Linked DNA regions of Homo sapiens: region 1 is linked to region 2. The links are chromatin loops, found by intact Hi-C in ENCODE. Cell type or tissue: heart right ventricle. All regions are shown on one strand. Links, peaks and the distances in the headings refer to the core of each region. The heading gives the core; the rest is flanking DNA. Region 1 has its middle 87 kb from the start of ANXA1. Region 2 holds the start of LOC124902181 (a long non-coding RNA gene).

Evidence for each region. Hi-C counts contacts between places; a loop is a spot of excess contacts. Peaks named below come from ENCODE experiments on the same cell type or tissue, not always from the same donor. Only the 100,000 strongest peaks of a DNase experiment are listed, where the experiment ranks them.
Region 1: it touches region 2 in a loop (2.6-fold over the local background); 7 of 110 quality-filtered maps call a loop at or near these places.

What each region holds. Positions count from the first base shown.
Region 1 is chr9:73,056,842-73,072,780 of GRCh38, forward strand. No RefSeq gene overlaps it. Among named protein-coding and RNA genes, the nearest start is that of ANXA1, 87 kb to the right of the region's middle. RefSeq lists an enhancer at 9,341-10,540. In heart right ventricle, for the core only: no CTCF peak of the experiment used is centred there; no DNase peak of the experiment used is centred there.
Region 2 is chr9:72,857,040-72,872,978 of GRCh38, forward strand. LOC124902181 (a long non-coding RNA gene) reads right to left here and starts at 7,811. Exons shown (of 2, transcript XR_007061578.1): 1 at 6,186-7,811; 2 at 413-5,597. It overlaps LINC01474 (long intergenic non-protein coding RNA 1474), which reads right to left. Exons shown (of 4, transcript NR_121181.1): 3 at 15,070-15,192; 4 at 14,689-14,977. RefSeq lists enhancers at 997-2,196, 5,249-6,448. In heart right ventricle, for the core only: no CTCF peak of the experiment used is centred there; no DNase peak of the experiment used is centred there.

The DNA.
Region 1 (15,939 bases), core at 4,813-12,812, 200 kb after region 2:
GGGACTCTGTCTACCTTCCCTTTATGCTAGCTTCAAATAAACAAGCATACTCATCTTTGCTTTAAATATGGGGTTCAGAATAAGAAAAAGTTCTGATCTTAAATATTTTCAGTGATCTAGAGCATAGATGCTCAGGAGGGCCAGAGAAGGGAGCTAGAGTAGCCTAGCAGAGAGCATTGCATGGTCACAGTAGATGAGCTGGGCTAGAGTTAGAGAAGTAGAGAAAAGGAGATGACAGGGATTGCCTCAAGCCAATTTTTGTATCAGATTATGTATTTTTGTGTATTAAATTTTTAATTGTAAGGCAAATTGGTGTTTTCACAACGTTACCAACTTCTTTTGGTACATATTTTATATATATATATATAATTAATAGCTTACCAGGACTGCAAAATAACAGAATACCAGAGGCTAGGTAGCATAAACAACAGAAATTTACTTTCTCACGGTTCTCGAGGTAGAAAGTGCAAGATCAAGGTGCCAGCTGACTTGGTTTCTCCTGAGGCCTCCCTCCTTGGCTTGCAGATGGCTGCCTTTTCACTGTGTCCTCACAGGGCCTTTTCTTTTTGTGCACACATCCCTGGGGTCTCTCCCTCTTTATATAAGAACAATAGTCATAATGTATTAAGGCCCCACCCTAAGAGTCTCATTTTAACTTCATTATTCCTTTTTAAAATTTTTTTATTTTTATTTATTGATTTATTTTATTTTTTTTGAGAGGGAGTCTCACTCTGTTGCCCAGGCTGGAGTGCAATGGCACGATCTCGGCTCACTGCAACCTCCGCCTCCCGGATTCAAGTGATTCTCCTGCCTCAGCCTCCTGAGTAGCTGGGACTACAGGCGTGTGCCACCACACCTGGCTAATTTTTGTATTTTTAGTAGAGATGGTGTTTCACCATGTTGGTCAGGCTAGTCTTGAACTCCTGACCTCGTGATCCACCCGCCTCGGCCTCCCAAAGTGCTGGGATTACAGGCATGAGCCACTTCACCTGGCCAAGTTCATTATTCTTTAAAGACCTTATCTCCAAATACAGTCACATTCTGAAGTACTAAAAGTTGGGATGTCAACCCATCAATTTCAGAGTCGGGGGGGTGGGGGACAAAATTGAGCCCATAATAGCAAGTTACGAGAATAAAACTGGCTGCTGATTTTTAAAAATGCTTTTAAATGTAAGATTCAGCACTAAGTATATGCTTTATTAATTGAATTTGTTAACGAGCTAAGGCATGTAAGTGAACTTAAAATGGGCAGTGAAAGAACTAGTATTTCAGATTGAGGGTTTGAGGTGGAGTTGCATTATAAAGGATGTGCAATACAAGCTGGGAGGTAAGAGAACATCTGGGGTCTAATTCAACTGGGGAGAACAGTGAGAGAGATGTGGCTCTCTAGATAATGATGATCTTGGCCAAGATGTGACAATGGAAGTAGAGAACTTTTAAGCAATTCACAGACATTGAAAATTAAAGTCAGTGCCAGGTGCGGTGGCTCACGCCTGTAATCCCAGCACTTTGGGAGGCTGAGGTGGGTGGATCACGAGGTCAAGAGATCGAGACCATCTTGGCCAACACAGTGAAACCCTGTCTCTACTAAAAATACAACAATTAGCTGGGCTTGGTGGTGCATGCCTGTAGTCCCAGCTACTTGGGAGGCTGAGGCAGAAGAATCCCTTGAACCTGGGAGGCGGAGGTTGCAGTGAGCCGAGATCGCGCCATTGCACCCCAGCCTGGTGACAGAATGAGACTCCATCTCAAAAAAAAAAAAAGGAAAGAAAATTAAAGTCAATACTTAGTCTTTTTTTCAAATATAAATAAATTCAACATTCTCCTTGTGAACAGACAATTGAATTGCTTGTGCTTCTCTAAGAGCTTTTGAAATTATTTATATTACCCTCATGGCGTTGTGTCAAAATGAAACTATTCTTATATTTTTACCATAAGAAACTTGTCAAATTTTCTGTATACTCAAGAAAAATGGGAATGATTAGAAACTGTGAAAAGCTTGGTATCTATTTATCTGATATTTTCTTGAAAGAATTGCATTTTTCTAACCACTTTATTAAAAAAATAAGCAAAGCTTATACTTTCAACACCTTGTATTATAAAATGCTATTTTGCACTCTTCCTCTGCTCCTAAGGCATAATTAAATAGTATACTATTGGGCTTTTTGTATAATTTATGTTTGTATTTTATGTATCTTTAGAAACAAGGATGAGAATAAAACTGGGGAAAGAAAGTGTGAAAGCAAAATAAGAATAGCTTTTCTTTGTCATTTAATATGTAATGATAAGTTCATTTTAATTATGTGTATTTGCTTATCCTAAAGCAATAATTTGTTTCATGAAATATGTAATCAGAAACAACATAGTATAACTCTCTATCTATCTATCTATCTATATATATATAAACTTGTACTAACAAAGACACATTGAATAATAATCTGGAAACTACTCACAGAAATCATTATGACTATAGAGAAGTTGATAATATATGGATATATGCATCCACTGGGAATTCAAGATGAGTGAGGTCTTAGAGGCAACATGTATGAAGTACAAAAGCAGAGTTATAGGAATTAAATACCCTGCTTCATACAAGTATATGCAGACACTTACATCTCCCAGGCCTCCTTGTAGCCACAGTCCCTGGGGGTTCTTGGTAACGTTATAAAGACAAAGATCAGTCTGGAAACATTATCCACTCCATGATGCAAATGAGTGCAGGATGTGCCTGGTCTCAAGTCTTTTACAGAAGAAAACTTGCACCCAAAATTTAAAAGAACAGGATCGCCTGCTACATTGTAATTCTCTAATTTATTCCCAGTTAAACCTATAATTCAGATGAAATATCAACCCATAATAACACAAGAAGAAATCTGAACTATTTTAAAGAAAGGCAGAAGGGGTCTTTGGGGATTTTACTATCTACATAATTATTAATTAGGCTGTGAAATCTGTCCTGGTTTGCAGATGGTTCCAGGACTCTGGAAGTGTAGATACACAATTTGATATTTCAGATTCACATGGGACCTCCTCACAAAATTCAAGTCATGCTTTAAATAAACAAATACAAAAATCCTATGCTACATGCACTTTAAATCAGAAATAGCTAAAGGGAGTTGTTTTTACGGCTTAACAAGCTATAAAAAGAAATTCCCTGTGAGGAATACCTCCATTGCATTTCTCTTTAGATAAACAAAAAAATGCAGGATGCAGTCAACATATTTTCTATTGTTAACACTGGAAGAGCCAAAATACATAAAAAAATAAAAGTTTATAGGTCTTTTATCCTTCAAGGTGTTTCCAGAGAATAGTGTACTTCCATTCAGTTTTACTATCAGGCCCCACAAACTGTAAATTCTGCACACAAAAGTGTTGTTTTTATCTGCTCTCCCTGTGTACTGATGCATGGTGCATGAATACATTTCCCAGCATAGTGAGATGATCAACTTACAAAACATTCATTTTAACGGCTTTTAAAAGTCTTTCTGAGTTTCTGATGTTTTAAGATTCCTTTATTAAACATAATTTTCTCTTTTCCAGATATTATAGTGTCATTCATTTCTATATGGTACTGCGCTGGGGTGTAATCATTTGATGATCTCTTGATTACATCCTCCATCCCTGCCCCAATACCTGGTTCCATTCATTATTTTAAGGCTGATCTCTACCACCTGGCAAGCTCCCCAAATGCAGGGGCCAAGTCTGTTTTGCTTCCTATTGTATCCCCAGTGTCTAGCACTATTTGAAGTATGTAATACACATTTAATTGGATTGAACTGGCTACAAGGAGGCCGAACATTCAATCCATTCACATTGGTTTGAATGTTCAGTGAATGATGGAATTAATTAATGATTAAGTGAGTGGATCTAGTGAGAGAACAGGAAGAGCTTTAGCAAAAAGGAAGTGTCTAAGAATATCTGGTAAAGATAGTATTTCTGATATCTCTGCTCACATTTTAATTTCTACTGTGTTGCTTACAACTCCTCGGCTTAAAAATCTGTTCAGTCTTCTCACACTTTTTTAATCTACAAGGTCCAAGGTCCAAGTCTCATCAAAGAAGCTCTTAATTTTTTAAAAATGTTTTTTGTTATTATTATTTTAGAGATGGGATCTCACTTTGTCACCTCGGCTGGAGTGCTGTGGCACAATTATAGCTCACTGCAGCCTCACAGTCTTGGACTTAAGTGATCCTACTGCCTCAGCCTCCCAAGGAGCTGAGACTACAGGTGTGTGCCACTACACCCAGCTATTTTATTTTTATTTTTTGTAGAGGCAGTGTCTCGCTATGTTGCCCAAGCTGATCTCAAGCTCCTGGCCTCAAGTGATGCCCTCACCTCAGCCTCCTGGGGATTACAAGTGCACGCTACTGCTCCGGGCTCTCTCTCTCTTCCTTTCATTTTTATGGCACATTTTAATGGAAATTAGCCCCCATGTGTCTTTCCAGAACCATAATCAAAGTATGTCCTTGGTATTTAGGAAGCTTTCCAAAGCCAACATCTCAAGTGCATTCCAAAATGTCACTGAACTTTTTCCTCTCTTCCCATTGCATCTTGCCAACACAAATGCATGGGTAGCTGACAGTGTCATCGGCTCCACCAGAAACATTGTTGTCTGATGGCATCTGCCATGTCTTCTGTCCATTCTGATGAAGAGAAGGATCCCTGTTCTCTCCCTGGACTGTTTGTATATAAGCATGTGTATTGGGATTTACCCATTTTTCAAGACTGTAACTGAGATTTAGCTGTGATTTTGAAGAAAATTTACTTGAAGGTTTGGGGCTATTGGAAAGGATGACTCCAGAAAAATTAAAAAGTTCTATAGCCTACTGCTTAAGCACAGACTCTTCCCAGACTGCATCCTGGAACAGTTCCTTGCATTCTTTTCTCCCTGTGGATAGGTCCCCCCACCCACTCCCTACCCTGACCAATCCAATCTGCATTAGAGCTGTTCACTCCAACTTATGAACACCTTGAGGCTGGTAAAATAAAGAAGCAAAGGAGCCTTCTCTCAGCCCCAGAGAACTGTCTCTTCTGGCCCTTGTCCTGGGCAGAACTCTGAATCTTCACTTCCTAACCTAGGATTATCTAGGACTCATAGAGGGAAAGTCTGATCCTATAATCTCAACAGACATTCATATTATTAGTTTCCAAAATGTGAGATATTCATTTTTATTTATCATCATCTTGTTGTGCCAAAATTAGATAAGCAAGCATTCGTCTTGATTTGTTCTGGTTCTCTCAAGCTATTGCTATTTCCTTTCACTGCCAGAGATCGAGTCCCTAACAGCATACTCTGTGTGTCAGGCAATATAGTAGATATTTCTGAATTATTAATTTTGACACAAACCATGAAACAGGCATTAGTACTAATCTTTTTTTTTGAGATAGAGTCTCATTCTGTCATCTAGGCTGAAGTACAGCGGCACCATCTCAGCTCATGGCAACCTCTGCCTCCCAGGTTCAAGCGTTTCTCCTGCCTCAGCCTCCTGAGTAGCTGGAACTACAGGCATGTGCCACCACACCTGGGTAATTTTTGTGTTTTTAGTAGAGATGGGGTTTCACCATGTTGGCCAGGCTGGTCTCGAACTCCTGAGCTCAAGTGATCCACCCGCCTCAGGCTCCCAAGATGCTGGGATTATAGGCATGAGCCACCACGCCCGGCCTAGTATAAACTTTTTGCAGAAAAAGAGGCTCAGAAAGATGAATATGCCCAAGATACTCTTCAGGTAAGGCTTACTGCAGCGTTAAAATCTACATCAAACTCAACTCAAAACTTATGTAGTTTCCATAATGGCAATGGTTTCAACAGTATATGCCTTAATTTAAAAGAAATTCTGGCAGCATCTCAAAATATAAAGTTGTGTTTGTAGTATGTTCCAAAGTTATTCCATTCAGAAAATCAATTTCAGGTAGGTTAAAGACCTCCATAAGAAAAGTCAAACCTTAGATATTTAGAAGAATAAAGAAAAATTTCTTAAACAAGATACTGAAAATGCAATCCATAAGAAAACAATTCATTTTCTACATTGAAATGGTAAATTTCCGCTAAAAAAGGCATAATAGACAAAAGCTAAAGAAGCCATAGAGTGAAAAACGACATTTGGAACACATAGAGTAGACAGAGGAGTAGTATCCAGAATTAAGAAGACTTTATTCAACTTAATAAGGAAAAAGTCACCGATCTCCATCCCAATAAATGGGAAAGGCTTATAAATAGGTGAAAATATGAAGGGCCAACAAGCATAAAAAGGTACCTACCTCAGTAATAATCAGTGACATACATATTAAAGCAACCTAAAATATTGTTTTGCACATAGTAGGTTGGCGAACAATCTACAATTTACAAATAGGTCAATACAAATAGTGCTAAGTATTTGGAGAAATGAGAACTTACATTCACTCTGATTGGGTATGTAAATATGAAGAAATATTTGAAAAAGTTTAATAAACTTGAAGATTACTTGCTTGAGATTTAGCAATTCCATTAGAGAAATCCTCACACATATGCAGAAGAAGGCATGCATTATCCATTCCAGCTTTTTTTAAAAGTGAAAAACTAGAAACAACCCAATGCTCATAAATAAGATGCTAGATATACATAATTATGTTGTAGTCATACAATAGAATTCAGTAGTATAAACAAGTATGCTAGTGTTACATAAATCAACATGAATACATTGCTGAAACATTCAGTAAAAAAGCAAATTGCAGAAGTACATATGGAGCAAGATATAATATTTATATATATATATTTTTTTTTGAGACAGAATCTTTCTCTTGTCGCTCAGGCTGGAGTGCAGTTGCACGATCTTGGCTCACTGCAACCTCTGCCTTCTGGGTTCAAGCGATTCTCCTCCCTCAGCCTCCTGAGTAGCTGGGATTACAAGTGCCCGCCACCACGCCCAGCTTTTTTGTACTTTTAGTAGAGACAGGGTTTTGCCATTTTGGCCAGGCTGGTCTCGAACTCCTGATCTCAGGCAATCCGCCCACCTCAGCCTCCCAAAGTGCTGGGATTACAGGCGTGAGTCACCGTGCCCGGCCTACATAAATTTTTTTAACACACGAAAAATCATGCTGTATTTTGTATGGACATATTCAAGTGTTTATACTATGGGAATAAATGCTTACATGAGGATGAGAAACACAAAATCCAGTATTCTGTGGAGAAAGGATTTAAGATAGGGAAGGTATCACAGAGTTTCAATGATATAATATATAATTTCATAGAACTTGATTATGAGTTGAAGGTTGTTCATCACGTTTTTTATTCTAGTTTTCTCTATGTTTGAAATATTCCAAACTAAAATTTAAAACTGAAGTGTGATACATGCATGCAGATGGTTAATATTTCCTGCTATTTAATGATTGTTGTGGAAGTTTACTTTTTGGAATGAAGGGATAATATATTACAAATAGCAAGTGTAAAATACTGCATGTATACTTTCATTGATTTTGTTAAAAATATAGGAAAAGAGAAAGATGTGGCAATGTGCTGTAAATAGAATGCTGACAAAACTATGAATTTTTCAAAAAACGTAATACTATAAGTACAGTACTGTATGTAGAGCATAAGCTTAATACAGAGCATATTGTGTTTATTTAAGATTATACATTCCCTTCACGTCTGTGAACTCATGTAAATGGTAAAGAAATGTTTAAGGGTGGCAAGTATCTGTCATAAAGCTGGTAGAGCTGGTCTAGAGGGAGAGTGAATCCTCAGACTCTCAGACTAGACAACCGAACTGTGAGTTGAAACTGCAGGATATAGAAGTTTTGCATTAATTAAATGAAAACAAAAGCTGGCAACTGAGAATACAGGAAGACAAAAAACTGTAAGTATAAAACCTTAGATGTCTGAGATTATTCATTGATTCATCAAGAAACTCTGCATACATACAAAACACTTTTATTTCATGTTAATGAGTGTTTTCAGGGCCCTAGTCTAAGCCAGGCACTTTAGGTGCCAAGCATAAAAAAAAATGACTCAAATATTATCCCTAAGTTGCAAAACTCCTTAGAGTAGACATATATAATGATAATACAATTATATATATATATATATATGCATTTATATACACAGATACCTGTACATAATGTGTATATATAGTCATAAAGTTACATACACATATTTTAGTTGTTCTAAGACTGGTCATAAATATTCAAGCTTCCTCCTACCCTCCTTACACATAAAAATGGGGTATGCATCTGAAAATTGCTTTGCAATAACCTCTTTTTGTAAAACAGACCCTGACATTGATACAGTAGGGCTGGGCTCCTGCCTGAACCCCACCCTTAAGCCTGGAACCTCGGCCCTAAGTGAAAACAACTGACCCCATTTTTCCACCCAAATGTTGCCTTTTTGGCCTGCCCCACCCCTATCCTGTGCCCATAAAAGACTTCAGCTGGCAGAGCAACACAAGCAACTGAGCATCAAGGATACAAGCAGCTGAGTGGCGAGCAGAGAAGCAACTGAGCATCAGAGACAACAGATAAACGTGGCTAACTTCAGGCAGTGCAGCTTCGGAGATGGGCCCAGCCGGAGATGGCTGGGTTTAAGGGAAAGATCACCTTCCCATTCCCTTTCCAGCCTTCCTTTCCACTGAAAGCCACCCACCGCTCAATAAAGTCTTCTGCATTAATCACCTTTCAGTTTGTGTGACCTGATTCTTCCTGGATGCCGGACAAGAACCTGGGCGCCAAGAAGACGGAGGCTGCCACTGTGACCTTCCACTGAGCTGGTTGACACTTGGCAGTCCCCAGACTGCAGAGCTGAAAGAGCATTGGTTGTAACATGGTTTGACACCGTTGTGGGGCCCACACAGAGCCTGCCCCCTCCAGAGAGGAGTGACTAGCCAGTTCTAGAGTTCATTCACTCTGGTTCCCTCATTCCCTTGCTCGCATGCTTCCTCCTGCAAGGAGTGGCCAGTGGCAGCCTGAGTGAAATGAGCCACTTCAGTTCCTGCTGGTGAAGGGGTTCAAGGGAATTATACCATCTCAACATGATGGATGCTTTTTCTTTGATAAGCATATTTGTATAGCTCTACCAATTTACCTCTTTGCACAGAAGGTCACTTTTCTAGAGTCTTCATTCCTTGACTCCTCCATGCCAACTTCACCTAGCTTACACTATGTCCTAGCATTCCATACTTGCAGTCCTCACTGGGCCTCAGTGTGCCTCTTACTGTTCTGCCCAGCATTTTGACTTTCATCTATATGTTTAGCATTGCTAAAGGCTTTTGCCATCTGAATCGGTGAAAACAGGGTAGTTTAGAAATCCAGCAGATTAGGAAGAGAGTTTAACACATTTGAAAGGCAGAATGTCACCTATTGTCCTAGCAGTACTTAGTTAAGTGACTTAAATGTAAAGTCATTGAACATGTACTGGATAATTCATGACCATTTAAAATATTTATTGATTGGCAATCTACTTCACTAGGCCTTTGTGGGTCATAGAATAGTATTGCTTGTAAAGACTTTCGAAAGGTAAAATTGCTATGGGCAGTGAAGTGATTTAGAAGATGATATCTCTTGATTTAACAATCGATATGGTTTGAATGTGTGTCTCCTCCAAATCTCATGTTGAAACGTAATCCTCAGTGTTGGAGGTGGAGCCTGGTGGGAGGTGTTTGTGTCACCTCTCATGAGGTGATCTCTCATGAATAGCTTGGTGCCATTTACTTGGTGATGATGAGAGCTGGTTGTTGAAAGGAGCTTGCAAGAGAGGGGATTAAGACGGTGGATAGGAGGCAGGACTAGCTTGCAGCTCCCTCTCAGATGGACACACCGGTGTGTGGAGACTCATATCATGGACTTTTGCTCCAAAAACTACTGCAGGAACATAGCAGCAAAGCTAAGAGAATCCACAGACCTTCTGAAGGAACTGGATCACTGCTGGAGGCTGCGTGAGACACTGAAAAACTGTGAGTCGGCTTGCTTTCTCAACAGGGAGGCGGTGGTCTGGAGCAAGTTCTCAGCTCTGGTAACTGGCTGCCTGGAAATAGACTCAGTGCTGTTGGGGGGCACAGTGGGAGTGAGACTGGCCTTTAGGACTGTGGGCTGTGTCGGAACAGAGTGAGACCTGTGACTACCGGCTTTTTCCGACTTCCTTGGTGACATACATGACTCAGCAGAGGCAGCCATAATTCCCATGGGAATATAACTCCATTGGCCTGGGAATCACACCCCCATTCCCCACAGCAGCCACAGCAAGCCCTGCCCAAGGAAAGGCTGAGCTCAGACACACCTATCTCTTCCCCTACCTGGTAGTCTTTCTCTAGCCACCCTGGTAGCTGAAGACAAAAGTCATAATCTGGAGCTCTATGGCTCTGCCCACTGCCTGAGAAACCTGAATACTTAACCAGGTGTTCCTAGGGCAAGTCTGCATCCTCCCTGTAGGACCACAGCTGATACACTCTTGAAAGCGCCACCTCCTGGCTGGAGGCTAACCAACACAAAACCAGTGCACTAAACAAAAACACGACACAAACTCAGAGTCCACTTCACTCCCCTGCTACCTCCATCAGAGCAGGTACTGGTATCCAGGGCTGCAACACCTGAAGACACATCACATCACAGGACTCTTTGCAGATACTCTCCAGTAACAGCCTGGAGCCCAGTAGCTCAACTGGTTGGCTAGAACCAGAAGAGCAAAAAGAATCACTGTAGTTTGGCTCCTAGGAAGCCACATCCCTTGAGGAAGGGGGAGAACACCACATAGAGGGAGCATACTGTGGGACAAAAGAATCTGAACAGCAGCCCTTGAATCCCAGATCTTCCCTCTGACATATCCTATCCCAGACTATGAGAAGGAACCAGAAAAACAATTCTGGTAATATGACAAAACAAGTTTCTTTAATACACCCCCAAGAGATCATACCAGCTCACCAGCAATGGATCCCAACCAAGATGAAATCTCTGAATTGTCAAAGAAAGAATCAAGGAAGCACCAGAGAAAGGCAAAGTCGAACTTAAAGAAATAAAAAGCATGATACAGGATATGAAAGGAAAAGTCTTCACTGAAATAGTATAAATAAAAGCAACCATAACTTCTGGTCAAGGAGACACTTAGAGAAATGTAAAATGCACTGGAAAACCTCAGAAATAGAACCAAACAAGCAGAAGAACCTCAGAGCTCGAACATAAGGCTTTTGAATTAACCCAATCCATCAAAGACAAAGAAAAAAGAATTTTAAAAAATGAACAAAGCCTCCAGGAATTTTGGGACTATGTTAAATGTCCAAACCTAAGAATAATTGGTGTTCCTGAGGAAGATGAGATGTCTAAAAGTCTGGAAAACATATTTAAGGGGATAACCAAGGAAAACTTTCCCAGCCTTGCTAGAGATCTAAACATCCAAATACAAGAAGCTCCAAGAACACCTGGGAAACTAATCACAAAAAGATCATTGCTTAGGCACATAGTCATCAGGATATCTAAAGTCAAGATAAAGGAAAGAATCTTAAGAGCTGTGAGGCGAAAGTATCAGGTAACCTAAAAAGAAAAATCTATCAGATTAACAGCAGATTTCTCAGCAGAAACCCTAAAAGATAGAAGGGACTGTGGTCCTCTTTTTAGCCTCCTTAAACAAAACAATTATCAGCCACGAATTTTGTATACAGTGAAACTAAACGTCGTAAATGAAGGAAAGATACAGTCTTTTTCTAGAAAAACAAATACTGAGAAAATGTGCCACTACAAGAACTGTTAAAAGGAGCTCTAAATCTTGAAACAAATCCTCAAAATACATCAAAATAGAACCTCCTCAAGGCATAAATCTCATAGGACCTATATAACAATGATGCAGTCAAAAAAACCAAGGTATTCTGGCAGCAAATAATATGATGAATAGAATAGTACTTCACATCTCAATACCAACTCTGAATGTAAATGGCCTAAATGCTCCACTTAAAAGATACAGAACCGCAGAATGGATAAGAATTCACCAATTAAGTTTCTGCTGTCTTCAGAAGACTCACCTAACACATAAAGGGCTCACATAAACTTAAGGTAAACGGGTGGAAAGAGATATTCCATGCAAATGGACAGCAAAAGTGAGCAGGAGTAGCTATTCTTAGACAAAACAAACTTTAAAGCAACAGCAGTTAAAAAGACAAAGAGGGACATTATATAATGATAAAAGGACTAGTCCAACAGAAAAATATCACAATTCTAAATATATACGCACTTAATACAGGAGCTCCCAAATTTATACAACAATTACTACTAGACCTAAGAGATGAAATAGATGGCAACACAATAGTAGTGGGGGACTTCAATACTCCACTGACAGCACTAGACAGGTCATTAAGATAGAAAGTCAACAAAGAAACAATGGAATTAAACTATATCCTAGAGCAAATGGACTTAACAGATACTTATAGAACATTCTACCCAACAACTGCAGAATATACATTCTATTCACCAGCACATGGAACATTCTGTAAGATAAACCATATGGTAGGCCACAAAACCAGTCTCAGTAAATTTAAGAAGATCAAAATTATATCAAGTATTCTCTTAGACCACAGTAAAATAAAATTGGAAATCAATTCCAAAAGGAATCCTCAATGCCATACAAGTATATGGAAATTAAATAACCTGCTCCTAAATGACCATTGGGTCAACAAGAAAATCAAGATGGAAATTAAAAAATTGTTTGAACTGAATGATGGTAGTGACACCACCTATCAAAACCTCCGTGATACAGCAAAAGCGGTGTTAACAGGAAAGTTCATAGCATTAAATGCCTACATCAGAAAGTCTGAAAAAGCACAAATAGACAATCTAAGGTCACACCTCACAGAACTGGAGAAAGAAGAACAATCCAAACCCAAACCCACAAGAAGAAAAGAAACAACAAAGATCAGAGCAGGACTAAATTAAATTGAAACAACAACAAAATAAAATACAAAAGACAAACAAAACAAAAAGCTGGTTCTTTGAAAAGATAAATAAAATTGATTTACCATTAGCAAGATTAACCAAGAAAAGAAGAGAGATGATCCAAATAAGCTCAATTAGAAAGGAAATGGGAGATATTACAACTAATACCACAGAAATACAAAAGATTATTCAAGACTACTATGAACACCTTTATGCACATAAACTAGAAAACTTAGAGGAGATGAAAAGTTCCTGGAAATATACAACCCTCCTAGATTAAACCAGGAAGATATAGAATCTCCGAGCAGACCAATAACAAGCATTAAGATTGGAATGGTAATAAAAAAATTGCCAACAAAAAAAGTCCAAGACCAGATGGATTCACAGCTGAATTCTATCAGACACTCAAAGAGGAATTGGTACAAATCCTATTGATACTATTCCAGAAGACAGACAAAAAGGGAATCCTTCCTAAATCATTCTATGAAACCAGTATCATCCTCATACCAAAACCAGGAAAGGACATAACAAAATAAGAAAACTACAGGCCAATATCCATGATTATAATAGATGCAAAAATCCTCAACAAAATGCTAACAAACTAAATCCAAAAGCATATCAAAAAGATAATCAACCATGATCAAATGGGTTTCATACCAGAGCTGCAGGGAAAATTTAACATAGGTAAATCAATAAATGAGATACACCACAGAAACCGAATTAAAAACAAAAATCACATGATCATCTCAATAGACACAAACAATCATTTGACAAAATCCAGCATCCCTTTATGACTAACACCCTCAGCAAAATTGGCATAGTAGTGACATATCTTGAGGTCATAAAAGTCGTCTATGACAAACCCACAGCCAACATTATACTGAATGGGGAAATGTTGAAAGCATTCCCCCTTAGAACTGGAACAAGACAAGGATGCCCATTGTCACCACTTCTATTCGACATAGTGCTGAGGTCCTAGCCAGAGCAATCAGACAAGAGAAAGAAAAAAACGGGCATCCAAATTGGTAAAGAGAAGTCAAACTGTTGCTGTTTGCTGATTATATGATCATATACCTATAAAGCCCTAAAGACTCATCTGAAAAGCTCCTAGAACTGGTAAATGAATTTAGCAAAGTTTCAGGATACAAAATTAGTGTACACAAATCAGTAGTTCTGCTATACACCAAGAGCAACCAAGCTGAGAGTCAAATCAAGAACTCAACCCCTTTCACAATAGCTGCACAAAAAATAAAATACTTAGGAATATACCCAACCAAGGATGTGAAAGACAGCTACAAGGAAAACTATGAAACACTACTGAAAGAAATCATAGACGACACAAACAAATGGAAACACATCTCATGCTCATGGATGGGTAGAATCGATATTGCAAAAATGACCATACTGCCAAAAGCAATCTACAGATTCAATACAATCCCTATCAAAATATCAATATCATTCCTCACAGAACTAGAAAAAAGCATCGTAAAATTCATATGGAACCAAAAAAGAGCCCGCATAGCCAAAGCAAGACTAAGCAAAAAGAACAAATCTGGAGACATCACATTACTCGACTTCAAACTACACTATAAGGCCATAGGCACCAAATAGCATAGTACTGGCGTAAAAATAGGCACACAGACCAATATAATAGAATAGAGAACCCAGAAATAAACCCAAATACTTATATTCAACAGGACTTCGACAAAGCAAACAAAAACATAAAGTGGGAAATGGACACCCTATTCAACAAATGCTGCTGGGATAATTGGCAAGCCACATGTAGAAGAATGAAACTGGATCCTCGTTTCTCACTCTATTCAAAAATCAAGATGGATCAAAGACTTATATCTAAGACCTGAAGCCATAATGATTCTAGAAGATGAGGTTGGAAAAAAAACCTTCTGGACATTGGCTTAGGCAAAGACTTCATGACCAAGAACCCAAAAGCAAATGCAACTAAAAGAAAAATAAATAGATGGGACTTAATTAAACTAAAAAGCTCTGTACAGCAAAAGAAATAATCAGCAGATTTAACAGACAACCCACAGAGTGAGAGAAAATCTTCACAATCTATACACCTGACAAAGGACTAATATCCAGAATCTACAAAGAACTCAAACCAATCAGCAAGAAAAAACAAACAATCCCATCAAAAAGTGGGCTAAAAAACATGAATAGACAATTCTCAAAAGAAGATATGGAAAAATGTTCAACATCACTAATTATCAGGGAAATGCAAATCAAAACCACAATGTAATACCACTTCACTCCTGCAAGAATGGCCATAATTAAAAAATCAAAAAATGATAGCTGTTAGTGGGGATGCAGTGAAAAGGGAACACTTTTATACTGTTGGTGGGAATGTAAACTAGTACAACCATCATGGAAAACGGTGTGGAGGTTCCTTAAATAACTAAAAGTAGATCTACCATTTGATCCAGCAATCCCACTACTGAGTATCTACCCAGAGGGAAGGAAGTAATTATATGAAAAAGATATTGCACACACATGTTTATAACAGCACAATTTGCAATTGCAAAAACATGGAACTAGCCCAAATGCCAATCTATCAATGAGCGGATAAAGAAAATGTGATACACAGACAGACACCACACACAAACACACACACACACACACACACACACACACCATGGAATACTACTCAGCCATAGAAAGGAATGAAATAATGACATTTGCAGCCACCTGGATGGAATTGGAAGCTTATTCTAAATGAAATAAATCAGGAATAGAAAATCAAACATCATATGTTCTCACTCATCTGTGGGAGCTAAGCTATGAGGAAGCAAAGGCATAAGAATGATACATTGGACTTTGGGGACTCAGGGGGAAAAGTTGGGGGTGGCGAGGGATAACAGACTACATGTTGGGTACAGTGTACGCTGCTCAGGTGATGAGTGCACCAAAATCTCAGAAATCACCACTAAAGAACTTATTCATGTAACCAAACACAACCTGTCCCCCCAAAACCTGTTGAGTTAGAAAATAAATAAATCAAAAATAAATAAATAAAAATACACATTAAAAAATAAAAAA
Region 2 (15,939 bases), core at 3,508-11,507:
CATCAGTGTACACTGTGATATTTCTAATATTAGAAACCCTATAAATAAGCAGCCCTTATTTGCACATTCTGGAACAATTTTTCAAAGCTTTCCTAGTCTTCTTCTTCTTTAAATAATGCAGGGTTTTTTTGCGGGCTCACTAAGACATGCTTTTCCTGCACAAAGAACCTGAGACATGAGCTTGGCTCAGATATGCTACCACAAGGTGGAGCTCAAACGTTTTTCTTTTTTGTCGAGTTTTACATGAAGTTAATGCTGATTAATGCAATAACTGAAACTATGATTCTATGACAGCTTAGTTTATCTCCTGCTGAGATTGCTTATGTGCTTTGGTTTTGTTCAGAATTATTAGCTGTAAAAACAAACAGCAAACAAACACCGCACACCCTGAAAACATAACAGCCTACCCGTCTAATTTTTATTTTATTTTTATTGTATAGATTTAGGTTAATTTACATTTTACCATGACATATGCTGAAGGCAGAGTTAAAGGAGTAAGAAAAATATAGAGTTTGGAACTCTTGGGATCCTATAGGCTTACAATTCAAATTTTAAATTTAAAATAGAAAATAAACCGAAAAGAAAACATAATTCTCTAAGACAAGAAACATGTTTCCGTTTAGGTAAAAGGAAAACCGATGATTTGTCCCTATGGGCTGAGGTACTTAAAGAATCTCTCTCTGCCTTAGGGCCTAGTCCTTCCTTAGGTTTCCAGCTTTATTTCCTGCCATTCACTTGGAATTTCCCTGAACCTCACTTTCCAAGTACATGAGTCCATACAACATGCCCTGTTCTGAGATGTGGCTTTGCCTTGTTTGTTTGTTGTTTCATTTCCCAGCTGCTTCTGTTGTCTGGAAGGTGCTTTGTTGGCTGCATCCAGACTATTGGAGTTTTTCCTTTTTGTTTCTGTTTTAAAATAACAACTCTTGTTTCAAGGCTCAGCTGAAATCTAAAGCCCTTCAAGAAGTCTTTCCAGTTCTTCTAAGTCAGCTTCAATAATCTACTCTTCCATGATCATGATAGTACTGACTTAGGCTTTCTGGGCTACAGGACTGCTCTGAATACCTGACATGCCCATTCTCTGAGTTCCCACGAAGAGCATTCTTGTTTTACAGCTAAGACCCCTGAAGAGCAGAGAGACTGATGCAGCTGAGCCTCTGCAGCTGGCACTGGAGTGAGACTCATCTCAGTCCTGAGTCTGTGCTCTTATCTGCTAAGCTATGGCATCTCCCTGAATTGTTACACCACATGCTTCATGGTCTTATCTTGCCATTTTTAACTTTTTATTATTATTATTATCATCACAGTGGCTTATTTATCTATTTACTCCATTAGAGTTTGAGCTGTTCAAGGCCAGAGGGTAAGTCTTGTCACTGTGACTCAGCAGTGCCGGCTCTGGGGCTGTCCAGGCAGGAGGGGAGGGGTTATGGTTCAATGACTCTGAAGGCCAACGTCCAAGTTGACCTAGCTTTGCCATGTGTTAGCCATGGGGCCTGGAAAAAATGCATGTCCCTGATACTTAGTGTCCTCCCCTGTAAAATATGGAAGGTAATTGCACTTCTTCCACAAAAAACAAGGTTTTGTGAAAAGTGGTTGAGTTAAAATCTCTGAAGAGCTTGAGATGCAGAGTCTGGCTCATAGAACTCCCTATGTGCTAGGAATTATTATAGCAGACATTTGGCACTTTGAATCGACAGTCCTGGCATTCAAACTGATCTATCACAGTTTTCAAGGCAGGTTTTAAAGCTTTAAACACGTTGTCCAGCTAACTTGTTGATGTTTTACTCCCAATTATTTTTAGAATAAAAAAAGTTTAAGGATTAGTTGGTGACCAGAAGTGATAAGGCAGGCCTTGACTTAGATGTGTGATCTACACTTGTAAACCTGGTAAATACTCTGCTGAGTAATACACACAAAACACACTGATTTTGAATAACTGGATCCCAATTTTATACACAGTAAGATGAGCAGGCAACTTTACAATGAGAAAATAAGACTATTAACTTCAATTTGTTTTTCTTATATTTAAATTCTAGGAGGTATTCTTATGCTTCTGAGTCTCCTATTGACTTCTGCTGAGATTATTCTCACGATATTGCTGAAGAAATTTGAAATTTCCCATTAAAGCAGATGCTTCACTCTCCAATTCATTGAAGCTAAAAAAAGACACAATCTTTTAAAATTTTACAGAGGTTGTATGGATTTCAAGGTTATGATAAAGAATCTAAAATTCAATCACAATATTTTCTTTATGGAAAATTTGATTGGATTTGCATAATTTTGACTTACAGGAAACTGGCCAGTCCCAAGTAAAAGGATTCTCTGTTCCTCTGTGAATTGCATTATCCAGTAATTAGTTTAACACATTGTATTAGTCCTTCTTGCATTGCTATAAAGAAATACCTGACACTGGGTAATTTATAAAGAAAAGAGGTTTAATTGGTTCATGGATCTGCAGGCTGTACAAGAGGCATGGTTCTGGCATCTGCTCCATTTCCGGGGAGGCCTCAGGAAACATACAATAACAGTGAAAGGTGAAGGGGAAGCTGGCACATATTACATGGCCAGGGCAGATGCCAGAGAGAGAGAGGGAGGTGCTACACACTTTTAAACAATCAGTTCTCATGAAAACTCTACCATGAGAACAGCACCAAAGGCAGAAATCTGTCCCCATGATCCAACCACCTTCCACCAGACCCACCTCCAACATTGGGGATTACAATTCGACAAGAAATTTGGGCAGGGACTCAGATCAACCCATATCACACATGTTTTCTGAGTGCCTGCTACATACCACTCACTGTTCTAGTGACTGGCATGCTTTCCTCTTTGAAAATAACATGGCTATAATACTTATATTTTCTTGGTGACCAATCAAAGTCAAGTGAAAAGCTGAATCTTTGAAATAGGTAAATTCAAGCAGTTGAAAATTTAACTGCCTTAATAGTTTACAAGGAAACTAAGGAGGATTAACCAAAGTGGGCCCGAGTGTGGGTCTTCCCACGTTCTCTTCTTGTCCTTTCTCTAATTGAAGGTCTCATCCTCACTGCTGCTCCCTTCGACTACCCCAGGCACTGCCGCCTGGCCAGGATAGGAAGGTGCCACACAAGAGTGACCCTTCCATCTCTTCCTTTGGGCTCCATCTGCCTCCTGGTTTTCACTGTCGCTGGGTTTAGATTATTATAGGGTTTCCAAATTCCCAGCAGATAGTAATCTTTGAAATTTCAGAACAAATAATCAGAATTCCTGAAATGGTATTATTCTCTATTTTTAAGAATACATATTTACATATTTTTAATTAGTAACAAGTGACCATAATATTAAACTATGAATCATTTTTCTACTATAAGATTTTACAGAAAGTTGATTTAAAATTATTATTATAAATCAATATATTGGGACAAAATGATATGTTTTAAAATGATATGTTAAAATGATCTTTAACTGACATTGACATTTTATAGTAGAAAACATTGAAAGAAGGGGTGTTAAAACAAAACAATTGCTGAATAAAAATAATTTTAAAATGTAAACTTTATATTATGTATATTTAATGTTTAGAAGTTAACTTTTTTATTTTTAAAAATTTTAATAGTTTTGGGGGTACAGGTGGTTTTTGGTTACATGGATGAGTTCTTTAGTGGTGAATTCTGAGATTTTAGTGCACCTGTCACTAAAGCAGTGTACACTGTACCCACTCAATATGTAATCTTTTATCCCTCACCCCACTCCCAGCTCCCCACCCTGCAGTCATCAAAGTCCATTATATCACTTTGTATGTGTTTGTGTCCTCACAGCTTAGCTCCCACTGATAAGTGAGAACATGCGGCATTTGGTTTTTTATTCCTGGGTTACCTCATTTAGAATAATGGCCTCCAGCTCCATCCAAGTTGCTGCAAAAGAAATTATTTCGTTCTTTTTTATGGCCTAGTAGTATTCCATGTTGTATATATACACATTTTCTTTATCCACTCATTGGTTGATGGGCATTTAGGCCGGTTCCATATCTTTGCAACTGTGAATTGTGCTGCTATAAACATGCGTGTACATGTGTCTTTTTCATGTAATGACTTCTTTTCCTTTGGGTAGATACCCAGTAGTGGGATTGCTGGATCAAATGGTAGATCTACTTTCAGTTCTTTAAGGAATCACCATACTGTTTTTCATAGAGGTTGTACTAATTTACATTCACACCAGCAGTGTGTAAGTGTTCCCTTTTCATCACATCCACACCAACATCTATGGTTTTAACTTTTGAATTATAGCCATTCTTGCAGGAGTTACGTGGTATCTCATCGTGGTTTTAATTTGTATTTCACTGATGTTGAACATTTCTCATTCATTTGTTGGCTGTTTGTATATCTTCTTTTGAAAAATGGCTGTTCATGTCTTTTGCCCACTTTTTGATGGAATTGTCATTTTCTTGCTGATTTGTTTGAGTTTCTTGTAGATTCTGGATACTAGTCCTTTGTCAGATGCATACTTTGTGAATATTTTCTTCCACTCTGTGGGTTTTCTCTTTAATGTGCTGATTATTTCTTTTGCTCTGCAGAAGCTTTTCAGTTTAATTAGCTCTAATTTATTCAATTTATTTATTTTTGTCTTTGTTGCATTTGCTTTTGGGGTCTTTGTCATGAATTTGCCTAAGCCAATGTCCAGAAGAGTTTTTCCAATGTTATCTTTTCAAGGCTGGGCGTTGTGGCGCATGCCTATAATCCCAGCACTTGAGGTCAGGAGTACAAAACTAGCCTGGCCAACATGGTCAAACCCCATCTCTACTAAAAGTACAAAAATTAGCTGGGCGTGGTGGCAGACGCCTGTAATCCCAGCTAATCAGGAGGCTGAGGCAGGAGAATCGCTTGAACGCAGGAGGTAGAGGTTGCAGTGATCCTTGTTCGCTCCATTGCACTCCAGCTTGGGGCGACAGCGCAAACTCCCTTTCCAAAAAAAAGAAAAAGAAAAAGAAAAAAAAAAACAGAAGAAGAAAAAAGGGAAAAAACAATGTTATCTTTTAGAATTTCTTATAGTTTCAGCTCTTAGATTTACGTCTTTGATCCATCTTGAGTTGATTTTTGTATAAGGTGAGAGATGAGGATCTAGTTTCATTCTTCTACATGTGGCTTGCCAGCTTTTCCAGCACCATTTGTTGAATAGGGTATCCTTTCCCCAATTTATGTTCTTGTATGCTTTGTCAAAGATTAGCTGGCTGTAAGTATTTGGCTTTATTTCTGAATTTTCTACTGAATTTTAAAACACAAAGCACTAGCCATCTTATCCAACAGTCTCGATCTTTGTTTTGTGACAAAAACTGCTGCTTTTATTTCACATTGATGTTTTCTCATTTATTAAGAATGCATCCAAAACTATATTCAAGCCAGGCATTAGGATACATGTAGCTTCATATAAGCTCATTTCCTTTTTTAATAATTTTAGTTTTTTTCTATTGAAATCAATATTGCTTTTACTAATTCAGATTTTAGAACAGTTTTTTGATTTCCCAAGGGAGACCACTTCGATAATATTCACATCTTCTTCTTCTTTCATTTCCTCTCTTCACGTATTTGCAAAGAACCGTAACCTACAGCAAATAATCAGACCTGAAAAACACCAGAAAATATTCCTGGGTAATATTCAAATATTGTAATTCCACCCTGTATGGTGGCTCATGCCTGTAATCCCAGCACTTTGGGAGGCTGAGGTGGGCAGAGCACTTGAGGTCAGGAGTTTGAGATCACCCTGGCCAACATGGTGAAACCCTGTCTCTACTAAAAATACAAAAAAATTAGCCAGACGTGGTGGTGGGCGCCTGTAATCCCAGCTACTCAGGAGGCTGAGGCAGGAGAATCGCTTGAACCTGGGAAATGGAGGTTCCAGTGAGCCGAGATCGCACCACTGCACTTTAGCCTGGGGGGAAATATCTATCTATCTATCTATCTATCTATCTATCTATCTATCTATCTATCTATCTACCTATCCATCTATCTATCTATCTATCGATTGATCAAAATAGTAGAATTGGCTAGCAAGGTTAACAATACTGCACAGAATCACCGTTTGAAGTTGTTAATTAAAGGACTTATTTTGCTTTCCAAAACTTGTTATTTCTGGGCACATCAGTCATAGGATTTGTTTAAAGTACACTATACAAATGAACTTGTTAGTATTTATTTGCAAAAACAACTTACCAGTAGCAGCAGACAGGGCCATGAGCAACTGTTCATAACAAGACAACAGTTATAGCAAGACTGACTGATGAGATGGTTCTTGCTTTTCTCCTCTATGTCTTGTTTAGGTTCCTGGAAATGTTGGCCTTAACCTCCAGCCACCAAATGTCTTGCTTTCAACTAGACATCAGTGAACTCCTTCTAACCAGTAATGCCTCCACGTTGATTGTTAGTCTTTAATAATTATGGGAGAAGTAAACAGTTTTTCTTTTTTTCTTAGTTTCTCAACTTGGTTTCTTGATTTTTCTTAAGATCCTGAAAAACATAAATTTCCCAAGAAAGACCAGGCAAGAATTTTCACATTGAAATACTCATGTAGAAAACCCTTGTGGCTGCTCCCACCTTCTCTGCTGGAACTTTCTCACACTTATCTTGAGCTATGAGTTTCCTCATAAATCCAATCTGTTGGCCTCTTGTGTTTCCAGTATTTCTCACAGTTTCTTATCTAAGTTCTCCTTTTTAATCTTTCAGCATGGCTGAATATCTCTTAAAATATGTTTTCTGTTATTGTTAGGGTTTTGGTATGAGAGGAAAAAATCATGTCCTTTCTGCTATCTTGAAATGAAAGTTTAGCATTTCCATTTTAAAACTCCATTACTGCAATAACGAGATAAGAAGAAGCCCTTTATCAATACAGTGTTGAGAAGAAGGAGCCGCAGGATTCTCACCTGCTTTAGAGATAAACGGTGTTATATTGAGCTGTTTCTTTAGTCCGTGCCAGGGGGGTAAGTAATTTGATAAGAAATGGTTTGGTTTTTCATTTTTTTAATCTGTATATAAATGAACCATTCTTATTGCAATAATGGCTTTAATATATTAATCAGTGCTTTCTGATTAAATGCTACATTTCATTATACTGTGCTATTGAAATGACAGTCTGTATGATTAGAGACAAATGTCCTATGATGAGCAAATCTTACTTCAAATCTGTTAACTGCTTATACCTGCCTCCCTCCTGATCTGGACTCCTCCAATTAACAGGTAATTGTTAGAATATTCAACTTAAGCTTCAATCCTAATGCTCTTATGATACTTACTTCTTTGTTATTATGTTTGTATTTGTGCAATGAAGGCTTTGCAGGAAAAGGAACAGAATTAGTGAGAAAGAAGAATCTCCCTCCACGCCCCTCCTCCACCCCCAATAGCAGTTTCCATTAGTCTTGGTTTACAGCAGCTATAAATTAACTTCCCCATGAGAAAGGGGAGGGGACACCAGAAGTCCTTGACTTTAGTATATTCACACTGGAATTTGTTAATGGAAAAACCAAACCCTGTAAAATATATAAAGAGGTTTATACTGAGCCAATTATGAGTAACCATGGCCCTGGGGAACAGTCTCTAGAAGTCCTGAGAAAGTTTGCCTGAGGCAGTCAGGCTACATTTTGGTTTTACACATTTTTAGAGAGGCAGGAATTTTAGGTAAAATCATAAATCAACACATGGAAGATGTACATTGGTTCAGACTAAAGAGGTGAGATGTCTTGAAGCAGAGGGCTTAGCAGGTCATAGCTGTTTTCAAAGATTTTCTGGTGGCTCTTGCCTGTAATCCCAGCACTTAGGGAGGCCAAGGTGGGAGAATTGCTTGAGCCTGGGAGTTCGAGACCAGCCTGGGCAACATGGAAAAACCCTGTCTATACTAAAAATACAAAAATTAGCCAGGCATGGCAGTGCACGCCTTTAATCCCAGCTACTTGGGAGGCTGAGGCAGAAGAATTGCTTGAATCTGGAAGGTGGTTGCAATGAGCAGAGATTGCACCACTGTACTCCAGCCTGGGTGACAGAGCAAGACCCTGTTTCAAAGAAAAAGAAAGAAAGAAGGAAAGAAAGAAAGAAGGAAAGAAAGAAAGAAAGAAGGAAGGAAGGAAGGAAGGAAAGAAAGAAGGAAGGAAGGAAGGAAGGAAGGAAGGAAGGAAGGAAGGAAGGAAAAATAAAAAAAATACGCTGATGGTAATAAGCAAGAAAATATTTCTTAAGAAAAATACAAGAACAAATATTGATAAAACTGACTACATTTAAAGATTTCTGATATCAGAAGATATTTAGAACAAAGTTAAAAGACAAGCTAACAATGAGAGATGTATGCAAGTTACATACTCATCAAGTATTACTTTCCAGAATTTATAAGCATTTCTGTAAATTACATCACTGAAAAATATATTTATCTTTTCTTATTCCAGTGGCAGAAAAATTTTACATAGAAACTTATTAGCAATAATATAAAAAGTTACAGTAATAAGTTGATCACTTCACTGATCCTTTCAAGAAAAATTTTTATTGTGGTAAAATATACATAAAAAAATTTACCATTTTAACTATTTTCAAGTGTCTTCAAGGTTCAACCATTTTGTAGGATGTGTCAGAATGTCTTTCCTTTTCAAGGCTAAATAATATTATATATATATTTGTTTGTTTGTTTGTTTATCTACTCATCCATGAAGGGACACAGATCACAGATTGCTTTCACATTTTGGCTATTGCGAATAATGCTGCTACGAAAATGAGTATACAAATGTATACTACAGTCTCTGCTTTCAGTTCTTTTGGGTATATACCCAGGAGTGGAGTTGCTAGATCATATGGTACTTTTATGTTTAATTTTTGAAGAATCACCATACAGTTTTTCCCTAGTGACTGCACCATTTTACATTTCCAAAGCAGCACACATGGTGGAAATTTCTCTGTATCTCCACAGACCATTATTTTCTATTTCATTTTTGTCTTTTTAAATAGTAGCTATACTAATGGGTGAGAAGTGGTTTCTCATTGTGGGTTTGATTTTCATTTCTCTAATGATTAGTAATGTTGAACATTATTAATCATATGCTTTTCAGAAATTTTTATCTCTTTTTTTGGAGAAATATCTATTCAAGTGCTTTGACTATTAATCAGGTTGTTCTTTTGTTTGTGGTTGAGTGTAGGAGTTCTTTGTATATTCTGAGTATTATATGCTTATCAGATATATGGTTTGTGATATTTTCTCCCATTTTGTGGGAGAAAATTTTCATTCTGTTAGTAGTGTCTCTTGATGCACAGTAGTTTTTAATGTTGACGTTGTCCAACTTATTTTTTTTTGTTATCTGAGCTTTTGATGTGATACCCAATAAATCATTGTCAAATCTAATCTTAGATTAACCAAGATTAATGTAATCTTAGATGAGATTTCCCTATATTTCTTTCTAAAAGTTTTATCATTTTGGCTCTTACATTTAGGTTTTTGGTCCATTTTGTATTGATATGTAATATGTATACGTATTTATGTGTTACCTGTGATATTTTATTACCTGCATAGATTGTGTAATGATCAAGTCCAGGTATTTAGGGTATCCATCACCACAAGTATTTATCATTTCTATGTATTGAGAACATTTCAAGTCCTGTCTATTAGCTATTTTGAAATACACAATACATTGCTGTTAACTAGTCCATTCTGAGTTAACTTTTGTATATGGTAGAAGATGAGGATCCAAATCCATTCATTTGCATGTGAATAACCATCTTCCCAAAAGTATTTTGTTTAAAAAGCCCATCTTTTTCTCACTGAATGGTCTTGGCACCCTTGTTGAAATTCATTTGACCATATGTGTGATGGTTTATGTCTTGACTCTCTATTCTATTCCACTGCTCTGTATGTCTTTCTTTATGCCAGTACTATACAGTTTTGGTTACTGTAGCTTTGTAGTAAGTTTTAAAATAAAAAAGGATCTTCAAGTTTGTTCTTCTTTTTCAGGACTGTTTTGGCTTTTCTGGGGTCCCTTTAGATCCCATATAAGTTTTAGGATTGATTCTTCTATTTCTGCAAAAATCGTCATTGGGATTTTGATAGGGATTGCATTAAATCTGTAAATTGATTTTGGTAGTATTAATATCTTAACAATATTAAGTGTTCTGATCCATGAACATGGGACATATTTCTACTTATTTGCTCCTTATTTAGTTTCTTTTGGCAATATTGTGTAGTTTTCAGGGCATATTTTTTCCCTCCTTGACTAAATTAGTTTCTAACTATTTTATTCTTTTTGATGCTATGGTAAATGGAATTGTTTTCTTAATTTTCTTTTTGGATTATTAATTGCTAGTGTATAGAAATACAGCTGATATTTGCATGTTGATTTTGCATGCTGCAACTTTGCTGAATTTATTAATTAATTCTAATGGGGTTTTTTTTGGTGGAATCTTCAGGTTTTCTACATACAAGATCAAGTAGTCTGAACAGAGATAATTTCACTTCTTCCTTTCCAATTTTGATGCCTTTTATTTCTTCCTCTTCCTTTGATATAAGTTGGCTCTGTGTCCCCACCCAAATCTCTTATTGAATTATGATTCTCAGTGTTGGAGGAGAGGCCTGGTGGGAGGTGATTGGATCATGGGGGTGGATTTTCCCCTTGCTGTTCTTATGATATATTAAGTGATTTATCATGAGATATAGTTGTTTAAAAGTGTGTAGCGGCCGGGCGTGGTGGCTCACGCCTGTAATCCCAGCACTTTGGGAGGCCGAAGTGGGCAGATCACGAGGTCAGGAGATTGAGACCATCCAGGCTAACATGGTGAAACCCCGTCTCTACTAAAAATACAAAAAATTAGCTGGACGAGGTGGCGGGGCCTGTAGTCCTAGCTACTCTGGAGGCTGAGGCAGGAGAATGGCTTGAACCCAGGAGGCGGAGCTTGCAGTGAGCCGAGATCTTGCCACTGCACTCCAGCCTGGGCAATAGGGCAAGACTCTGTCTCAAAAAAAAAGAAAAATGTGTAGCACTTCCCCCTTCATGCTCTCTCCTGCTCTACCATGTGAAGGTCTTCCTTCCCCTTCAGCCTTCTGCCATGATTGTAAGCTTTCTGAGGCCTCCCAACCTTGCTTCCTGTACAGCCTGTGGAACTGTGAGTTAAACATTTTTTTTTTTTTTTTTTGTAAATTACCCAGTCTCAGGTAGTTCTTCATAGCACTGTGAGAACGGACTAATCCTTTCTCCCCCCTTCCCCTTCCCCATACTCTTCCCCTTCCTCTTTCCTTTTCCTTTCCCTTTTCCTTTTCCTTTCCTTTCGTTTTTTTCTTTTCTCTCCCCAGATTGCTTTGGCTAGAACTTCTACTACTGTGTCAAAAGCAGGAGGCATTTTTGCCTTGTTCCTGAGCATAGAGAAAGACTTTCAGTTTGTTATCATTGAGTATGATGTTAGCTGTGGATTTTTCATATATGGCCTTTATTATGTTGAGGTAGTTTCCTTTTATTCCTAATTTGTTTAGTACTTTTATAATGAAAAGAAATTTAATTTTGTCAAGCGCTTTTTCTGCACCAATTAAGAAAATCATGTTTTTTTTCTCATTCATTCTGTTAATGTGGTGTCTTGCATTAATTGATTTTTATACGTTGACCCATCCTTGCATTTCATTAATAAATTCCACTTGGCATGGTATATGATGCATTTAACATGCTGTTGGAGTTAGTTTGCTAGTATTTTGTTCAAGATTTTTGCATCAATATTCATCAGTGATACTGGTCTGCTTTTTTTTTTTCTTGTAGTGTTTTTGTCTGATTTTGGTATTGGGTAATGTTGCCTTTACAGAATGATTTAAAAATGTTTCTTCCTCTTAATTTTTTTTGAAAGAGTTTGAGGAGGATTGGTGTTAATTTTTCTTTAAATGTCTGATAGAATTCACCAGTGAAGCCATCAAGTTCTGGGCTTTCATCTTGGGGTTTTTTGACTACTGATTCAGTTACTAGTTACAATTCTATTCAAAATTTATATTTCTTACTGATTCGGTCTTGGCAGATTCTGTGTTTCTAGAAATGTGTCCATTTTGTCTATGTTATTCAATTTGCTGGAGTACAATTGTTCCGCTCTTATAATCCTTTTATTTATGTAAATAGGTAGTAATGTCACACTTCTGATTTTAGTTATTTGAGACTTTTCTCTCCTTTTATCAATCTAGTTAAAGATTTGTCATTTAAAAATATTTTCAATGAATCCATTTTTGTTTTCATTAATTTTCTCTATTTTTTATTCTCTATTTTGTTTATTTAGAATATTGTTTTATTTCTAAAGGATTTGCCATAATTTCCTTCATTTTTAAAAAAGTTTTTATTTTATAATTTCAACTTTTATTTTAGATTCAAGGGGTAAATGTGTAGCTTTGTTACCTGCATATATTGTGTGACAGTGAGATTTAGGGATTCAAAAGATCCCATCATCCAGGTAGTGAGCATAGTACCAAATAGGTAGTTTTTCAGCTCTAACCCCCACCCTCTCTCCTCTTTCTAGTAGTCCCCAGTGTTTACTCTTCCCACCTCTATGTCCATATGTACTTACTGTTTAGCTCCCACTTATAAGTGAGAATATGCGGTATTTGGTTTTCTATTCCTGTGTTAACTCACTTAGGATAATGGCCTTCAGCTTCATCCGTGTTGCTGCAAAGGACATGATTAGAATATTGTTTTTAAAATTGCTATAACTGGCCAGGCGCAGTGGCTCACGCCTGTAATACCAGCACTTTGGGAGGCCGAGGTGGGCGGATCATTTGAGGTCAGAAGTTCAATACCAGCCTGGCCAACATGGTGAAACCCTGTCTCTACTAAAAATACAGAAAAAAAAAAATGAGCTGAATGTGAAGGTGCATGCCTGTAATCCCAGCTACTTTGGAGGCTGAGGCATGAGAATTGCTTGAACCCAGGAAGCGGAGGTTGCAGTGAGCCAAGATCATGCCACTGCACTCCAGCCTGTGTGACAGAGTGAAACCCTGTCTCAAAAAAAGAAAAAAAAATGCTATAATTGTATAAGAACAAAATTGTCAGAAAAGTGTCCCTGGAAGAAGAAATTAAGCTGCATCCAAGAGAGTAAAGAGTTAGCAGACACCTCACTGTCCTTTTAATATGTATTTCTGTGGATAATTATAAATTAATTAGTTTAAAAAATCTCTTTGTTGACTGATAATTCAAAGAGCATAGTGACAGCATTTAATTTGCTCCTTAGAAATGTAACTTTGACAATATGCAGAAAAGATTTGGAAAAAAAAGAGACAATCAAAGCAGAGAGAGCAGTTTGGAGGGTTTTGCTATAATGCAATTGATAAATGCTCAAACTAAGACGATGACTACCAATATTTTTCCAGTCTGAAATTTTCTGTTGTATTGGTACCCTTTTTTCTTTAAAGATTTTACAAAGGCTTCAATATTCATGTAGGTAAACTTGTCACTCTTTTACCATAATTTATTATAACTTATAAAGTTAAAAGAATGTGTGTGTGTGTGTGTGTGTGTGTGTGACTTCCAGTTGCTTTTTTGTCTCCTATGGTTTTCTAAAAACTATTTAATCTTTTTTATTCACTAAGTTTTTTTTTCCATTTTCTGAAATTCATCTGAATCAGAATATTCAGGCCTTGAGACAGAAGTGGGTCAGAAATCACTCAAGGTTTTTCAAACAAGTGAATATAATACAGGAATTTGGTTACACTTAGGTAACTATGCTAAATGGCTGCTGGGAACAGCGACAGTCCTTCTGGCTGAAGGCGTACGTGGAGGTGATGGAATCACCAGAGTCCAGAATCATGGAGAAGAGAACTACCTGGGCCAGTCCTGAGACCACAAATGAAACACCACCTAAAATAGATGCTAGGATTACTGAAGGGCTGCTACTAAGCAGGTGAAAGGACTCCTTGCTGTGGGTGCTGGAAATGCTAAAAGATGATGATGAAATGCCCATTGTTCCTTGCTGCTGGAAAATGCCAATAGAAACTAAAATAAAAAAGGTCCCATCTCTCCACTCCTACCTTTCAAACTTCTACCAGTAATTCTTATTGATAGAAACTAACCAGAAGCCAATAGGAAAGTATCTTAGTCCATTTTCAGTTCCTTATAACAGAATACTTGAAACTGGGCAAGTTACAAAGAAATTTATTTCTTACAGTTATGGAAGCTGAGAAGCCCAAGGTCAAGGGGCCACATCTGGTAAGTGGCTTCTTGCTGATGAGACTCTGCAGAGTCCCATGGTGGCACAGGACCTCACATGGTGAAGAGGGTGAGTGTGCTAGCTCAGGTCTCTCTTCCTCTTATTATAAAGGCACCAGTCCCACTCCTATGATAACTCATTAATCCATTAGTCCATTATTCCATTAATCCATGAATGGATTAATCCACTCATGAGAACAGAGCTCTCATGACCCAATCACCTCTGAAAAGCCCCACCTCTCAATACTGCCACATTTGGGATTAAATTTCAACATGAGTTTTGGAGGGGGACAAATATTCAAACCTTAGCAAGTAACTAGGAAAATAGAATATGCAGGGCCCCTGGACAGTCAAAATGCCTGACACAACCTAGAAAGGCAGAAATGAAGGCTGAGAGCAACAGTCAAATGATCAACTCAAACTATTTTTTCTTTGGGGCTTCTGAGTGCCTATAACACATCCGAGAAGGTCATCTATTTGAATTTCGGGATATGTGTTTTTTCTTTGAGACATGAAAGAGAGCTGATGACTTTAAAATCTTCATTTGGATTGGTTTATTTTCATAGATTTATGTATCTCCACCAGGTGGAGTCAGAGGCCAGTTTATTAAAGGGTTAAACTTCGGAAATAAATTTGGTTAAGGATTTTAGTTTCAGAATAGATGAAGGAAAGATAAACAACACTGCTTCTTTCTTCAGATGTTCTTGCTGGAATGGTACCTTGTTATTATCATATCCGCTTTATGTTTTGTCAATGTGCCCCCGTCCTCTGGCTATAACTTAGGACACTTCTGTTGCAAGGAATGGAGACTCATTCCAGCTGGCTCAAGAAAAAAGAATGTTATTATAAATACACAACAAGGAATATCACAGACTTTTTTGGAAAAGGAACAAAATACAGCCAGAGCTTACCAGGAACAGGAGCTGCTCTTTGCTTCTCTTAAGGAACATATGGTCACTCTTATTTCTCTTGCTGATGTATTCATTATTCCTTCATTAAGTATACATACTGAGTCTCTACTATGGTGGTAGGGCCTGGATATACAGGGGTAGAAAAGATATTAAATGAGAAGACAGGCATTAAAGAAATAAGCACACACATAAAATTATAAATTGCTATAAATGCTTGGAATAAAATGTGCAAATTTGAAGAGGGAATGTATATGGGGACTTAATTACAATTAAGAGGTTAGGGAATAAACCATTATCAAAGTGACATTTAAGTATAAACCTAAAAAGATGAGTAGGAGATGGCCAGATTGACAATGGGGTAGGATGTTTGATTGCTTATAAAGGATTTGAGCCAGAAAGAATTGAACCATTTTCTATGCATACAGGAACACAAGGCTTGTTATTTAAATAGCTTATTATTTTAATATAGGGCAAACATATTTGTGGTGAATGGGGGACATTCTGTCAGAATTAGTGGAAACAGTTGTGGAAATATGTGAAATATCTATAGTGTGATTACATTCAGGTTGGTTCTTTACTTCATATTTGCTTCATGTAGTAATTGAAGATATCAATTGTAAATTTTTTATCAGCCCAATGTTTCCCAACACTTATTCATAATGTAATTTACAAGTGCATGAAAATAACTTGCCTTGCATTTTAAGTTGGCCAGTCTCCCTTCTTCTTGTGGGAGGTTTATTACACTAACTAGCAGATCTGGCTCTCCTTTGTTTCCGCTTAAATGGTTACAAGGGCAAACTTGAGCCAGGCATATAAACAGTGTCCAACCTACAAGTGATTCTTCCTTCAAACCAAGTCATTGAGACCACA